Regions from separate parts of the Homo sapiens genome. Here region 2 is linked to region 1. A link is an interaction called in ENCODE POLR2A ChIA-PET data of the cell type or tissue named here. Cell type or tissue: PC-9. All regions are shown on one strand.

What was found. Peaks named below come from ENCODE experiments on the same cell type or tissue, not always from the same donor. Only the 100,000 strongest peaks of a DNase experiment are listed, where the experiment ranks them.
Region 2: POLR2A ChIA-PET joins it to region 1 with 6 read pairs; 2 of 35 experiments call an interaction of 5 or more read pairs at or near these places.

The regions. Positions count from the first base shown.
Region 1 is chr1:77,718,177-77,726,176 of GRCh38, forward strand. USP33 (ubiquitin specific peptidase 33) reads right to left here. Exons shown (of 24, transcript NM_201624.3): 11 at 7,446-7,586; 12 at 5,155-5,267; 13 at 3,848-4,020; 14 at 3,655-3,749; 15 at 2,996-3,029; 16 at 420-465. Among named protein-coding and RNA genes, the nearest start is that of USP33, 38 kb to the right of the region's middle. In PC-9, no CTCF peak of the experiment used is centred here; no DNase peak of the experiment used is centred here.
Region 2 is chr1:77,507,025-77,515,024 of GRCh38, forward strand. The region is part of intron 10 of AK5 (adenylate kinase 5); the gene reads left to right. Among named protein-coding and RNA genes, the nearest start is that of ZZZ3, 170 kb to the right of the region's middle. RefSeq lists an enhancer at 7,321-8,000. In PC-9, no CTCF peak of the experiment used is centred here; a DNase peak (open chromatin) is centred at 4,527; H3K27ac peaks cover 406 bases.

The DNA of each region.
Region 1 (8,000 bases):
AAGTTATTTAGATTTTTATTTCGTTTTAAATGCTAGATAAAGCAGTCTATTCAATATATACTGAAGTGTCAAGGTTAAGTATTGATCTGCAATTATAACCTGCTTCCAGAGATGTTAAAAATATGGAAATGGTGAAACATGGTACTTTCTAAGTTCACTGCTATTTGTTTTTCTAATTTTACACTTTAGACCTGGCAAGATCCTGCAAGTATGATTAAACTTTGTTCAACACAGCACATTGTTAAAGGGCACTTACGGTATTTAACTCAATATTTTAAAACTGAATAATCTTAAAAAGGCATGCATAGCAATCATTCAATTCTTCAACCAAGCAAAGAGAATTTATTACTACATTTTGTTACATTAATACTTTATGTTCCTACCACACAATATAAGTTGAATTAAAATAATGCCCATACCTCAGGAAAGTTTTGTACTTTACAAAACTTCACTCCATTTCTCAACCTAAGGGGAGAAAAGAGAAAATCAATTAGTCTACAAAAAAACTTAGTATATTTAAATTTGCAACAAAAATCTTTTAGAAAATGCAGAGATCCAGCCTGGCAAACATGGTGAAATCCCGTCTCTACTAAAAATACAAAATTAGCCAGGCATGGTGGCACATGCCTGTAGTCCCAGATACTCAGGAGGCTGAGGCAGGAGAATCACTTGAACCCGGGACACGGAGTTTGCAGAGAGCCAAGATCGCACCATTGTACTCCAGCCTGGGCTAGAGTGAGACCCTGCCTCAAAAAAAAAAAAAAAAAAAGAAAGAAAGAAAGAAAATGCAGAGACAAAAGATATCAGACTAGAAATACTTGCCACTGAATTACGTTACATGTATACATTAAATATCTTAATCAAAACACTGGAGTCCCTTATTGTAAAAAATAATTTAAACTGGCCAGGCGCAGTGGCTCACGCCTGTAATCTCAGCACTTTGGGAGGCCAAGGCGGGCCGATCATAAGGTCAGGAGATGGAGACCATCCTGGCCAACATGGTGAAACCCCATGTCTACTAAAATACAAAAAATTAGCCGGGCATGGTGGCGCACGCCTGTAGTCCCAGCTATTCATGAGGCTGAGGCAGAGGAATCACTTGAACCCAGGAGGCAGAGGCTGCAGTGAGTCAATATCGTGCCACTGCACTCCAGCCTGGGGACAGAGCAAGACTCCATCTCAAAAAATAACAATAGTAATTTAAACCAAGATATCGGTAATCAAAAATTTAGAGAGCTGTATAACTCTTTGATGAAAATTGTTTTGTTTTAACAAATGTGCTACTGTCTGTGGTGTGGCTATGCCTTTAAAACATCTAGATATTAAGTAAAACCAGATAAAGCAAAACCTCAGTTTTATAAAATTTGTAGTTCAAGTCAACATATCAAACTCTTGGCCAGGCACCGTGGCTCACGCCTATAATCCCAGCATTTTGGGAGGCCAAGGTGGGCAGATCACCTGAGGTCAGGAGTTTAAGACCAGCCTGACCAATATGGCAAAACCCCATCTCAACTAAAAATACAAAAATTAGCTGGGTGTGGTGGCGGGCACCTGTAATCCCAGCTACTCAAGAGGCTGAGGCAGGGAAAATTGCTTGAACCCAGAAGGCAGAGGTTGCAGTGAGCCGAGATCACACCACTGCACTCCAGCCTGGGCGACAGAGCAAGGCTCCCTCTCAAGAAAAAAAAAAAAAAAAAAGTCTTGGCCGGACACAGTGGCTCACGCTTGTAATCTCAGCATTTTGGGAGGCCAATGTTGGCAAATCATGCAAGCCAAGGAGTTCACAAACAGCCTGGGCAACATGACAAAACCCCATTTCTACAAAAAATACAAATTAGCCAGGCATGGTGGCATGCATCTGTAGTCCCAGCTACTTGAGAGGCTGAGGCAGGAGGATCGCTTGTGCCCAGGAAGCTGAGCCTGCAAAGAGCTGTAATCATGCTACTGAATCTTCAGCCTTGGCGACAGAATGAGACTATGTCTCAAATGAAAAAAAAAAAAAAAAAAAAAAAAAAAAACCTTTATTCTTACATGTGGAAAAAAAGATAAAGGATGGTTATTATTATATAATCAAAATTAATATACATTTGACAGATCTCTACTTTGAATATGGAGGTAGATGCAAGGTTCTTTTCCATCTTCACTGTTATCTTTTTCTTAGTATGCTTTGCTTTACAAGGAACAATCCCCTTCCAAGCCAACTTCCTTTTCAGCAGTCAGCTAGGGCTTCAAGAACAAAGTGATACTTTCTCCAAAAGTAGAAGTCAGCTTTTTCATCTTTATCAACCAAATAGTATACCATTCCTTTCTGTCATGTCATGATCAGTTGCAGATCAATGTTTCCTTTAGGTTACTGCCAAGAACTAGAAGTCTGTATTATCCCAGATCTTATTAGCAAGCCGTTGCATTCCTATTACAGAGATTGAGAAGAAATTTCCAGTTCACTTTGCCTCACAAATAGTTGCTTTTCACCAAGTCTTCCAACACTTTTTTCTGACTTACCACTAAGAAGCATTAAAAGTCTAAATTGATTACAAGACAGAAAAAGGCAGCTGGTAGTAGATGTAAACAAAATCAGACTTTAGCTGTCTTTCTCGTATGCCATTGTTAACAGCAGATAACATCGAAGTCGGTATAACCTTTAGGAATTTTATGTGGATATGAAACTTTGTACCTTTCACTTCCTGAATCTAGCCTGTTAAAATGGTAATTCAGAAGAAAATATTGCCTTATTTAGGAAAACGTTTTATGCAAAATCACATACAGATTTCATCCCTCAAAATATACTCTCTCACATCTTAATAAGCCTATTAAATTTGTCAAATTTTTACCTCACATTTGTTTCACAAAACAGCTAATCTCTATTATTACTAGGATAAACCTTTCTGGCCTACATTTTTCTAAATACAGTGGCAAATTTAACTCCACATACCCAATTCTAAAAACCAAGAAAAATACACAACATGCAATTAAAAGCACTGTCAATGTCACTTACTTTTTGCATTTTTCACAACTGTACATATTGTCACCTGCAAATAAAACAGATCTGGCATTGGTTTCAAATTAACAGCAAATTGCTTATTATGGTCCTGTAATTATTTGATTTTGCCCCATGCTGACCTCCCAGCACAGAAAAACAAGGTTCCATTTTTTTAATCTATGCTCATGAATCAGGTTACTGTTTACCTTCCCCTCCCTTAACTCCTGCCAACATTGAAGACCTACCTCAAATAATATCTTTTCCATTTATTCATTGAACAAAACTTACTGACTGCCTGTCATATGTCCAAGCAAGGTGCTAGACACACAAAAATAGTGAATGACCTTAAATGATATGGAGTAGTTCACAATTACAGACACACAAATAAGTCCATTATTTTGGTTGAGTTTGCCCTTCTATGGATCTCAGAACAGCTTTAAAACATTTCACTTATCATTTGTCTTATACTACAGGAATTCACATGAATTCCTTCAGGATGTGATTTTTCTTGTTATATTTATATTATCAAGGTAGACACTAACCGAATGCCAATATGTGAATGTACTATTAAGCTGTCTTAAAACTGAGCTTTTATGAATACACTTTATTATTTAGTCCCACTAGTATTTTAGATTTACCTACAAAAATTTAGCCATAGATATTATATTTCTTACCTTTTAGTTCATCTCTGGCAAAGAAGGCAGCAAGACAATCTTGCAAGGTTACTACTGGACCCCAAAACCAGCTAGGGACACATGAGACAACAAACCTGAAACATCATTGATAGAAAAAAAAGGAAGTGTTCTGCCAGTACAGCAGAAACAGCAGGTTTAACAATCATGTAATACAAAGAAAATAAATACATACCTCTTCACATATTCCATGAAAAAAGCTATCCACCCTTGTGGAGCATATGCTTCGCCACATGATCCTGCTTTGACTATAGAAGTTGGATGACTTGATGAATGCAGCTTAGCAAGGTCTTCCTTGCCAGGAATTGGCAAGGACAGATCTTGAAAGGTCTCGAGGGTTACAGACACCTAAAATTGTTTTGTGTTTTAAAAATGGGATGAACATAATGCAGTAAAACATTTCCAAGGTTAGATTTTAGACTCTAAAGATCAAAGCATGTTTAAATAAGCAAAAAAAACAAAAAACAAAAAAAAACACGCAAATTGAACTGCTTTCATAGTCATAATAGCAAAAAAAAAAACAAAAACAAAAAACAAAACACACTTGCTCTGTACCAGGTATCTTCACGTAAGTCCTGTGCAGTAGTATTAGCATCCCCATTACAATCACAGACACTGCAGCATTAAACACCCCAAATCCAGCCACTGCATCTTGAGGTCCAAACTCTTAAGCACTATTGTATTTATTTTTGAAAATTGACCTTTGATGGTAGTTTTAAAATATTTTTTTAAAAGGGTGAGACAAAATCTGGCATCTAATTTTAAATAGCTAAAAACATGCCTGATAATTCCACTTAAATATTTAGTACCAAAATAACCTACATTAAAACGACCCGATTGAAAGTTCTTAGATTTGACTTGAGATTCTAACACAATAATTGAAATCTTCTTTTTGTTTTTGAGATGTTATTTCATATTCATCATTGCACTAAAGTAAAACTGTACTTAAGAAAAGCTCAAAGAAACTTTGAAGAAGTGTTATTAAAAAATTCATGATGATTTTAATGTATGCTTTGTTATTGTCTATGAATTTGATACTACCTTTAGTATCTGAGTCCCATCCTAAACATGGAAAAATATTTACAAACCATATATGACCAAATGTAAGAGATACATTCACAGCTTTGTACCTGTGAATATCAACAGATTCCCAGTATACAAATTTCATCAGCCTGGGAGAATATGCAGGTGTTACCAATTCTTGTTGCTGAGCAACTTCTCACCTTTATATGTAACCAAAATAGATGACGAAGGATAATATGTGCCTGTCCAATGATGGGTCACCATCCTTTAAACAGGATGCTGCTACTTCCAAAAAAAATTCTACACCTAGAATCAAATTTGTGTTGATGTAAACACAATAAATGCATGTATGCTCATCAATAGCAAAGAGAAGGAATTAAACTTTTCACATCATCTTGTCACATTTTTAAAAATCATTTGACACGAATTTTCTGTGTATTCTAATACCCTCATACTCACCCTGTCACAAGTCAGACACTGCACTGAACTAATGATTGTTCCATCAAATATGTCTGAAATAACACTTCTGTATTTCTTGTGCTGTTTTTTTCTCTTTGGAGATGCAGACTGAGCTAGGATTGAAAAACATTAAAAAAAAATCAAAGCAGCTCCTTTAACATTTTTCTCTGGAATCTTTTTTTGTCTTGTCAATCTTACTTGTATATGATCTCTAGAATCCTTAAACTGTAAAAATTACTGTGTTGAAAATTTTCAAAATACTCTTCAAAAGAGCATAAGTATTAAAAAAATAAAAGAAACTAAGCAGACAAGGCTTAAGATATTTGTTGTTTTTTTTTGTTTTTTTGTTTTGAGGTGGAGTCTCGCACTGTTGCCCACACTGGAGTGCAGTGGTGCGATCTCGGCTCACTGCCAAGTTCTGCCTCCCGGGTTCATGCCATTCTCCTACCTTAGCCTCCCAAGTAGCTGGGACTACAGGCGCCCACCACCACGCCCAGCTATTTTTTTGTATTTTTAGTAGAGACAGGGTTTCACCATGTTAGCCAGGATAGTCTCGATCTCCTGACCTCATGATCCACCCACTTCAGCCTCCCAAAGTACTGAGATTACAGGCGTGAGCCACCGCACCCAGCCTGTTTTTTTTTTTAAAGTATAAATGATCCTTGGCCACCATAAATGTACATATGAGAAAATGAACAAAATTCTAAATTAGCACAAAACCACAAATGCTTCATCACTGGGATGTTTACTTAAATGTTTTACAAGTCAAAAGAAGAGGGGAAGAGGTTAGAAAGTGAGGGAAAGATGATGAAAGTCATCATCAAGCTAAAGATGAAATAGAAGGGGTTCGGTCTCCCTATCCTGACTTGAGAGCAATTCTGTTTTCACTTATTTGTTTTTGTCTCCAGGTAAGGCTTTATTTGAAGAAAAGATTCTATTATTTAAAGTTTTTAAGAGTTCTTTATATATTTCTGGATACATGTCCTTTGCTAGCTATATGATTTATAAATACATCCAACCTTATCTTTCCATTCTCTGAATGTCCTTTGTCAACAAAAATCTTTAATTTTTTTCTTTAATGGATCATGCTTTTAATGTCTTTAAGAACTCTTTGTCTAACCCAAGGCCATGAAGACTTTCTCCTATGTTTTCTTCTAAGAAAACATAATACTGGAACTCCCATATATACCTGGAAGGAATACTAAATGGTAGACACTCTGGTAAAAAGTCTGGCAGTTTAATACAACTATAAGCATTAAACAAACATAAAACCCAGTAACCCCACTTCTAGGTATTTGTCCTAGACAAATGAAAAAATGTTCTTACAAAAACCTATACATAAATTTTAGAGCAACATTATTCATAATTGCCAAAAATTGGAAACAATTCAAAAGTCCACCAGTAGGTAAATAAACAGTGGTATACCCATAAAAAATGAGATATTAGGCCGGGCATGGTGGCTCATGCCTGTAATTCTAACACTTTGGGAGGCAGAGGTGGGGAGATCACAAGGTCAGGAGTTCGAGACCAGCATGGCCCATCTCTACTAAAAATACAAAAAATTAGCCAGGCATGGTGGCGTGCACCTGTAGTCCCAGCTACTCGGGAGGCTGAGGCAGGAGAACTGCTTGAACCTGGCAGGCAGAGGTTGCAGTGGGCCAAGATTGCACCACTGTACTCCAGCCTGGGCGACAGTGAGACTCCATCTCAAAACAAAACAAAAAAAAAGAAACATTACTTGGTAGTAAAAGGAACAAACTATTCAGACACGCAGTAACATATCTGAATTTCAAATGCATTATCCTGAGAGGCAAACCTGTTTCAAAAGACTACATATGAAAAGATTTAAAAAAATCAAAAGACTACATACTATATGATTTCATTTATATGACATTCTAGGAAAAGGCAAAACAATAAGAAAAGAGGATCAAGGGTGCCAGAACATAGGAATAGAGAAATGATCTGATTACAAAGTAGTACTATGCAGGAATTCTTTGGGGTGTTAGAGCTGTTCTGTATTCTGTTTGTGGTGGTGGTAACAAGAATCTATGCTGCAAGTGTTAAAATTCATAAAGCTCTATACAAGAAAAAGTGAATTCAACTGTATGTAAAATTTTAAAAGCAGAGTACCAACACACAAAATTTTTAATCATGTCTATGTAAAATTATGCTATCAATTTTAAAAGATCAAATCATATTTCATAATTAACACTTTAAATTATCAAGTACCAAAACCATCATTTTAAACTAAGACCCAAAGCAAAAGAGACTGAATAAGAGAAACGTTTTACCTTTTTTGTGTGGTGGTGCCAATCCTGGCCACAAATTGCCTGATTTAGGAGGGCTTGCCGATAAACGTGGATTAACACCTTCATTTGATGGAAGGATCTGTGGTGTAGACAGGTCATTCGAATGGACATCAGTGATATATTCTGTAAGATTTAAAATTTGCATTATTACCTTAAATAGTAAAATTATTCTAACTGTCCAATAATGTTAAAGGTTTCTTAATTTGATATTTTGAACACAATCATATTAACAAATGTCAAGTTAAATACTTAACAAAGTGCTTACTAAGCAAAATAACAGTAATCTTCTACCCAGAAATCCAACTAATTTTTGTTTACTTGTTTTTTTGAGACAGAGTCTCCCTCTGTCCCCCAGGCTGCAGTGCAGAGGTGCGATCTCAGCTCACTGCAACCTCCGCATCCTGGATTCAAGCGATTCTTCTGCCTCAGCCTCCCAAGTAGCTGAGATTACAGGCATGTGCCACCAGGCCCACCTCATTTTTGTATTTTTAGTAGAGATGGGGTTTCACCATTTTGGCCAGGCTGGTCTCAAAGTCC
Region 2 (8,000 bases), 210 kb before region 1:
ATAATGGGGCCTGATAAGGTTGCCAGATTTAACAAATGAAAATACAAGAGCCATAGTTAGATTTGAATTTTAGATAAACAGTGACATGGCCTTTAGTCTAAGTCTCATGCAGGATTTGACTGGGTGTCCTGTATTTTATCTGGCCACCTGACGGGGCCATGATGAAAGCCCAGCTCCCAGTGACCATTCCAGTCAACTGCAGGCTGTGCAGTGCATTTCCCAAAGGAGGTCTGTCTGATTTCCAGAAAGACAGGCCAGAAGTGCCCCACATATGAGAGGCTGTAGAGTTTAATGGTACCAGGACACAGTTGGCCCTTGGCATGGTTTCTTCATCTTGTTATAGGATTACAAACAGCACCTGTTTCAAATAGCTGTTGTAAGAATTAAATAATTACAAGTAGAACACATAAAACAGATATTTATTAGATAAAATATCAAGCCAAAAGTATTGTGACTTTTATCTGAGTAGTCTGCAATGACTTCTCAAACATATTTGGTCTCTCAACTATACCACTGGTGTGAAATAGGCCACAGTTCCCCTACTATTCTCTCCAGCTTTATGCTGAGAAAACCAAAAATTCCTCTCATCTGCAAGAGAGAGGTATGGCCCTGATTTTGATAAGGCAATAAGGATTTTTATTAACCATCATAATAATTATTCATTCATGATAGAACCATTATCTTAGCATTATTACGTTGTAAATATAAAAAGAAAAATCAACAAAGACTTCCTGCAGTGACATTGGAGAGTTCACAGCAAATTGCCTTCCTTAGATTATCTAATCTAGAAGTTCCAAATCAGGCTAACCATCAGAATCACCTGGGGAATTATCCTTTTTTATTATGAAAATATTTCAAACATACAGCAAGCTGAAAGAATATTACAGTGAACACTTGTATACCCACCACCTAGTCTTCAATCAACATCTTACTACAAGCTGAGTATCCCTACTCCAAAAATCCAAAATCCAAAATGTTCCAAAGTCCTAATCTTTTTGCATGCCAACGTAACGCTCAAAGGAACTGCTCATTGGAGCATTTGGGATTTTGAATTTTAGGATTTGGGATGCTCAACTAGTAAGTATAATGCAAGTATCCCAAAATAAAAAAAAATTAAAATATAAAACACTTCTGATCCCAAGCATTTCAGATAAGGAGTGCTCCAACCTGTATATCTTGTCTTGTTATTTATCTGTCCCTCTATTCATCCATCAGTACATCTCTTTTTCCTGTCCACTTCCAAGTAAATTGCAGATGTCTGTACACTTTCCCTGGGGAATTTTCTAAAACTATAAGTTCCCAAGCCTCAGCCCAGAGATGTACAGATCTGCTAATTCAGGAATTTTTCCAAACAACTCCCCAGCTTCACTCTGGTAACCATGCTGATGGAGCCCTTATTAGCCGAAACATTACCAGTCTCATGGCAAAGGGAAAAGACCTGGCATACCATGTGCTGGGCGTAAAAACCTCTGCTCCAAACCAGTACACATCCACCTCTGCCCACATTTCATTGACCAAAACAAGTCCCTTGGAACTCTTAACTTCAAGAAGTTTGGGGCAGGCTGGGCACGGTGGCTCTCACCTGTAATACCAGCACTTTGGGAGGCTGAGGTGGGTGGATCACCTGAGGTCAGGAGTTCGAGACCAGCCTGGCCAACGTGGCAAAACCCCGTCTCTACTAAAAATACGAAAAACAGCCAGGTGTGGTGGTGGGTGCCTGTAATCCCAGCTACTCGAGAGGCTGAGGCAGGAGAATCACTTGAACCCTGGTGGCGGAGGTTGCAGTGAACCAAGATCATGCCATTGCACTCCAGCCTTGGCGGCAGAGCGAGACTCCATCTCAAAAAAAAAAAAAAGAAGAAGGTGGGGATGAGTAATCCTTCCACAGGCATGGGGAGAAGCACTATGGAAGGAAAGCTGGGATATTTAAGAAAGTAATACAATCTAACACAGGAAGCCACTCATTTAATTCAGCTTCTTCACTTTACAGACAGAGAAGCTAGCACCCAAAGAGGCAAAGTGACTCTCCCAGAATCACTCGACTAGTTCAAAGCAGGAGTGGTCAAGAGCCAAGGTCCCCTAATTGACTTTCTTGTCATGTACAGGGTTGCCTCTGTGAAGCTCACAGATAGTCCATCATTCATTCACTGATATACTATACACGGGCACTGATAAATAAGGCATGGTTTCTGCTATCAAGACATTCCCAGTCCCATTTAAAGTTTTTCCATATAACCTTCAGCTGACCCTGGCATATTTCCACATATTCACCAAATAACCTGAAGCAGTCAGTGCTTTTCAGAACTAATAAAGATGTTGTCTTTGAGGATAAAGATCTATTTATCTCAATTGTTTTCGGTCCAAGAGTGTCAGTTCCCAGCAACAGCCTGCTGAAGCTTGGCACAGTGATGCAGCTCTTCCCAGATGGAGAAGGTTTCAACTGACCCATGGGCCCAGAATGGTTGAGGATCATTCTTAGGGCACGGTCAGTTCATGATCTGATGGCATAATAATTTTTCTCAGAAAAGAGTCATTCGGTCACAAAAACCTTAACCCAACATAGGGACCTATTTTCATTTAGGGAGAAAGAAATATTTCAACAGGCAGAAATATGATAGATTTCTAAAATATGAAGATTAGAAATAAGATAGTTTGATTTGCAAAAGATATTTGATCCTCTCACAAGCTGTAACTGGGAAGGCTATGCACCTTTAAAGGTGTTAAAACAGTACCAGGATATAAAACTGCTGTGTCCAACCTTTGTAAGCTCATGGAATTTTACTGGGAGTAAGTTAGAAAGAGTTAGAAAGACTTTTAAACATCACCAACAGTAGCTGCCTCATTTTGCAGATAATAATTATGATGTTTATTGTGTGTTTCACTTTGCCAGCTACCAATCCAAGAGATTCACATGCATTATTTTGTCCTCACAACCAACAGGTATTGTGACCACCCCCATTTTGTAACTGAAGAGGTTGAAGCTCAGAGCAGATATGTGACTTGATCAAAGTCATCTAACCAGATGGAGAATGGCCTGAGGTGTGAACCTGGAACTCAAGCCCTTGGGTCCAGTGATCCTTTTATGTGAAAGGAGCAGAGTTGTCATTTTTGTGGGGCCACAGGCTCCTGGACACTGGCTCTTGTTAACAATTGTCTATGACACTGGGCCAGGTTCTGTGGGGATGCCAGCCTAAGTGAAGTGGTTTCTGCCCTCTGCGAGCTTCAGCCTGGCAAAGAAAGGAAGAGAACGTGAGCAAACTGTGTGTGCTAGAGGCCAGAGAAAGAGAGAATTTTGAGATGTTGGTCGTTGGTGTTACAGAGTCAAAGGTATCAAAGACTAGAAGCAAGCCAAAAAGTAATATGACAAATATGCAATCACTGTTGAACTATAAAAGAGCAATTTCAGAATGTGATGAGGTATGAGATAGTTTCCAAGAGGATAGGGAGTCAATAAATGAAGAAGAAATGGAAACAGGCAGTTTTCCGCTGCTAAAAAAAAGAAAAAGAAAGAAAGAAAAAGAATACAAAGATAACTCAGAGGACACACGCAATGGTAGAAATATTTTCATTTGGACTAGGGAGAACCGAGCTGATGTTATACAGAAGAAAAGATGCCAACCGAGAGAAATATATTTCATATGGACAAAAAAGAGAGCGTCAAGTTCTTGGAACAGGCAGGAGAGGATCCATTTATCATTAAATTTTTTAGTCTTTCAGCTGCTATTATAAAGTGTCTATTATATTTCAGGCACTGTGTTTGTGCACCATGACGAGCAAAGCAGACCCAGATCCCATACTCAGATACCATAGAGCCTAATAAGGAAGACAAAATTTTAAGTAAATAATATATATCATACATATAAACTAGATACATGTATCTGTACATACATATGCTTTATCTATTAATATATTTTATATGTATATAATTTCCCTGCTTTGTCTCCTGTAAAATATAATATATATATTTACATTATATATATTTCTATTTTATTTATATTCATATTTATATTTTACGGGGCCAAAGCAGGGAAATCATATATATAGTACCACAATAGCTGGTAAAATAGTACCACAGTATAAAAAAAGCTGCATCCAACCTTTGTAAGATTATGGAATTTTACTAGGAATAAGCTAGAAAGGTTTCTAACCATCACCAACAGTAACTGCCTCATTTTACAGATAATAATTCTGATCCTTATTGTGTGGACTGGGGAAAACTGAGCATGACATTACACAGAAAAGAAGCTGCCAACCAAGAGAAATAAATTTCATCTGGACAAAAAAGAGGGTATCAAGTTATCTGTAATATATGTATGTATTTTATGGGAGCCAAAGCAGAGAAATTAGCCTTAAGCTAAATGGCATAAAGTTTTCCAAACAGGATAAAGAAGGATGGAGGGCAAAGGATAGAAACATCAATGTTTTGAAAATGCTGAGGAAATGAGACAGTCTTCATCTTAGTGAGTAAGAGGGTTAAAAATGTTAAGAGTGAGAGGAATGAGGATGTGTTGAAGGACAGTGGGAAATATTAGCATCCATTCATGGACATCCAATTGATGTCCAACTTGATACCAGGAGAAAGAAGGATATTTGCCAAGAAGCATTAAAAACTATTATGAAGTTAGATAGCATGACTCAGTTGGCTCAGTTTTTGGACTCTCTCAAGGGAACTCTTAGCAGCCCAGAGTAGATGCAAATAAAGCCTATGGTGGCCTGGGCAGGGAGAGCAGGCTGATGGTGACACGGCAGGTTCCATAGAACTGAAGTAGGGCAAAGGATTCAAAGTTGCTAGAAAGGGGCTGGCGTCCAGCTAGCTAGGGAGGTAAGTGGAGCTCAAAGGGAATGGGCCAACCCTGTGAGGTCATAACGACAGCAAGGAACAAGTTGAGAAGTGAGGTCAAGGGAAAAGTGAAAGGGAGAGAAAGATGCTATCAGAGTGGGAGAATAGATCCAAATAACGAACGCTCAGTTTCAGCTAGAGCTGCAGGGGGCTGAAATTGGGTTAGTGATGAAGGTCATTGGTGCTGAGGAGGCTTAAATACCTCTCAGACTGGGGTGGAATAGGAATTAAAGCCTAGAAAGCTTTGTTGATAGCAATTAAACCCAGACAATACTGTTCTCTCTGCTTTGAAACTTAGAGAAAATAAACGTTGAGTTCTAAACTAGATACGTATATCTTCACATACGCTGTCACATATATACGTATGTGTGTGTGTGTGAGAGAGAGAGAGACAGAGAGAGAGAGAGATCGTGCACACACGGGTATATCTTAAGTACCTGCAAGTGGCCTGGAAGTCTGGAATTAATGGCTAGTTCCCAAATTCATTACTGACTTTGGATTATGTTTAATTTAAACCTTGATGTGCCAGACAACGTAACTCAGGAAGAGCTATAGAGGTGTATAACCCCCCTTCATTGTAAATAGCTTTTGCCAAGCACCAATATTTTAACAGAGAGATGGGAATAGGAACATTTTTGTTGACATTTGGGGGAACGGGACAAATTTCAGAGACTTTTTTTTTATTATACTTTAAGTTTTAGGGTACATGTGCTAGTTCAACCATTGTGGAAGTCAGTGTGGTGATTCCTCAGGGATCTAGAACTAGAAATACCATTTGACCCAGCCATCCCATTACTGGGTATATACCCAAAGGACTATAAATCATGCTGCTATAAAGACACATGCACACGTATGTTTATTGCGGCACTATTCACAATAGCAAAGACTTGGAACCAAGCCAAATGTCCAACAATGATAGACTGGATTAAGAAAATGTGGCACATATACACCATGGAATACTATGCAGCCATAAAAAATGATGAGTTCATGTCCTTTGTAGGGATATGGATGAAGCTGGAGACTTTTCAAATGTAGACTTGACAGAGCTTGGCAACTGATCAGGTATGGGAGATGAGGAGGGAGACCCTAAAGTGGAATGAGGCAGAAAGTTGGTGATTATTTCCCCCCATTTTACAGATAAGAAACTAAGATTCAGAGAAATTAAAAGATTGCTCTATAACCACGTGACTAGTAAGTGGTGGAACCAGTGTTGATTGTCAGATCACCCATCCCGTGCCCTTCATGATACTTCATACTCCTCCACTTCCACCCCTGTGCAGATGCAGAGCCCTTTCATGCTCCAAGTTCCATTACTGAAGACACCAGGCTCAGCCTTATGCCATCTTTCCCACACTTTCCTTGTGCTGGCAAAGGTGATTAATTACCCTTCCCCTTCCTAAGGAGTCCCAGCCAGTGCTTCTGCGATGGTGTTTACAGCCCCCACTCATAGAACCTATCACACTGCTGTGATGATGGTTCCCCTGTCCATCCTCCCCACTAGATTGTGACCTCTCTGATGGAAAAGACCCAGTTCTGGGTCTTTTTATTTCTAGTGCTTAGCAGTGTCAAACCCATTCTAGCTGTCCAATAGATGTTTCTTTAAAAAGAGCTGTGTTAATTAACTTCATGCTTAATTCCAGGTAACATCCTGGAGTTAGTAAGATGCAATAAAATGTCAACAAAAGTCATTTTAGGCCAGGCCCAGTGACTCACACCTGTAATTCCAGCACTTCGGGAGGCCGAGGTGGGCGGATCACTTGAGGTCAGGAGTTCGAGACCAGCCTGGTCAACGTGGTGAAACCTTGCCCCTACTAAAAATACAAAAATTAGCCAGGAGTGGTGGCACTCGCCTGTAGTCCCAGCTACTCGGGAGGCTGAGGCAGGAGAATCGCTTGAACCTGGGAGGCGGAGGCTGGTCCTTATCTTAAGGAGTCCAGCTCAGGATGCTGAATCCAGGAGCTATCTCACAGGAGAGGATTGCTCCTGTCAATACAAAGCAAACTGGAAAACGTGACCCACGTGGGCATGCCGAGGTGATGCAGATGGTTTCAGTTCTACTTCTCAAAGAACACCAGGTACCGAAGAGAAGGCAGACTTAGACTCCCTGGGCTGGCAATTCCCATACAGTCTCTCCCCTCCCTTCCTTCTGTGGCAATGCTGTCGAGACCTGTAGGGAAATGACTTACTCAGATGCAAATTGGGCGTTCACAGTACATGCACTTTTCACAATATATAGCACCTTTGGCCTCACAGGGAACGCTTTTTACATTTTTCCACCTTTTTTTGAGGTATTCACAGACAACTTCAAAATAGAATCTCATATTCCACAATCTCTTTGTGAATCATATCACGTGGTATGGTGTATGGGCTTATTCAGGGGTTCGAGCCTTGGGTAATGGTACACTAAAAATGAGTGAGATGACAGTAAATGTGACAGCTCCTGTCTGTCATCAGTCGTCTTGCCACCAGAGGACACAGCCCACTCATTCTGAGATGCGGTTCCTCAAAATATCTTTTGCCGGGTAACAAATTATCCTGGAGGGATATCAAGGCCCCATTGTTTTTTTATTTAAAAGTCATAAGTTAAGACCTCAAAGATATGTCGGTGGCAGTATATGAAAATTTATGTTTCTACCAGCAGTTTTTGTGCTTTCACTGCAGTGATAAAATCACTTTGTTTTTCAGTTTGGAGCCAAGGGAAGAATCAAGCTATTGTGTAGATTACTTAAAATTCCACAGTGCCTGCGCCATTTGGCCAAAGAATGCTAAAAATTTGCAGCTGTTGCTCCCACGAAAGTTTCTAACTGGGGCAGCGGCTGCTGTTCAACACACAGCTGTTGTTAATTTGAGCTGAAGATTTTTAATTGCCTTTGTGTCGAGATTTATTAAATAACATTTTAGAGGAACAAAAACTGTAATAGTCATATTAGCAGGATGCTAAAGGAAGAAAATAATTGGAACATGGCATTTTTGCCTTGTAAGCCAAGTCTGAAAATATCTTTTCCACATGGAGGGCTCCCAACCATCCCAGGAAAAGCATTTCCAGGTAAATCCAGCCACAGAAGCCCTGATGGCCTTTTCAGGAGCTCAGCCACTTGCACCCCTTAGTCATTTACCTGGAAGCACCACTTCTCCAGAGTGGCCACCTTGTTCCCACACT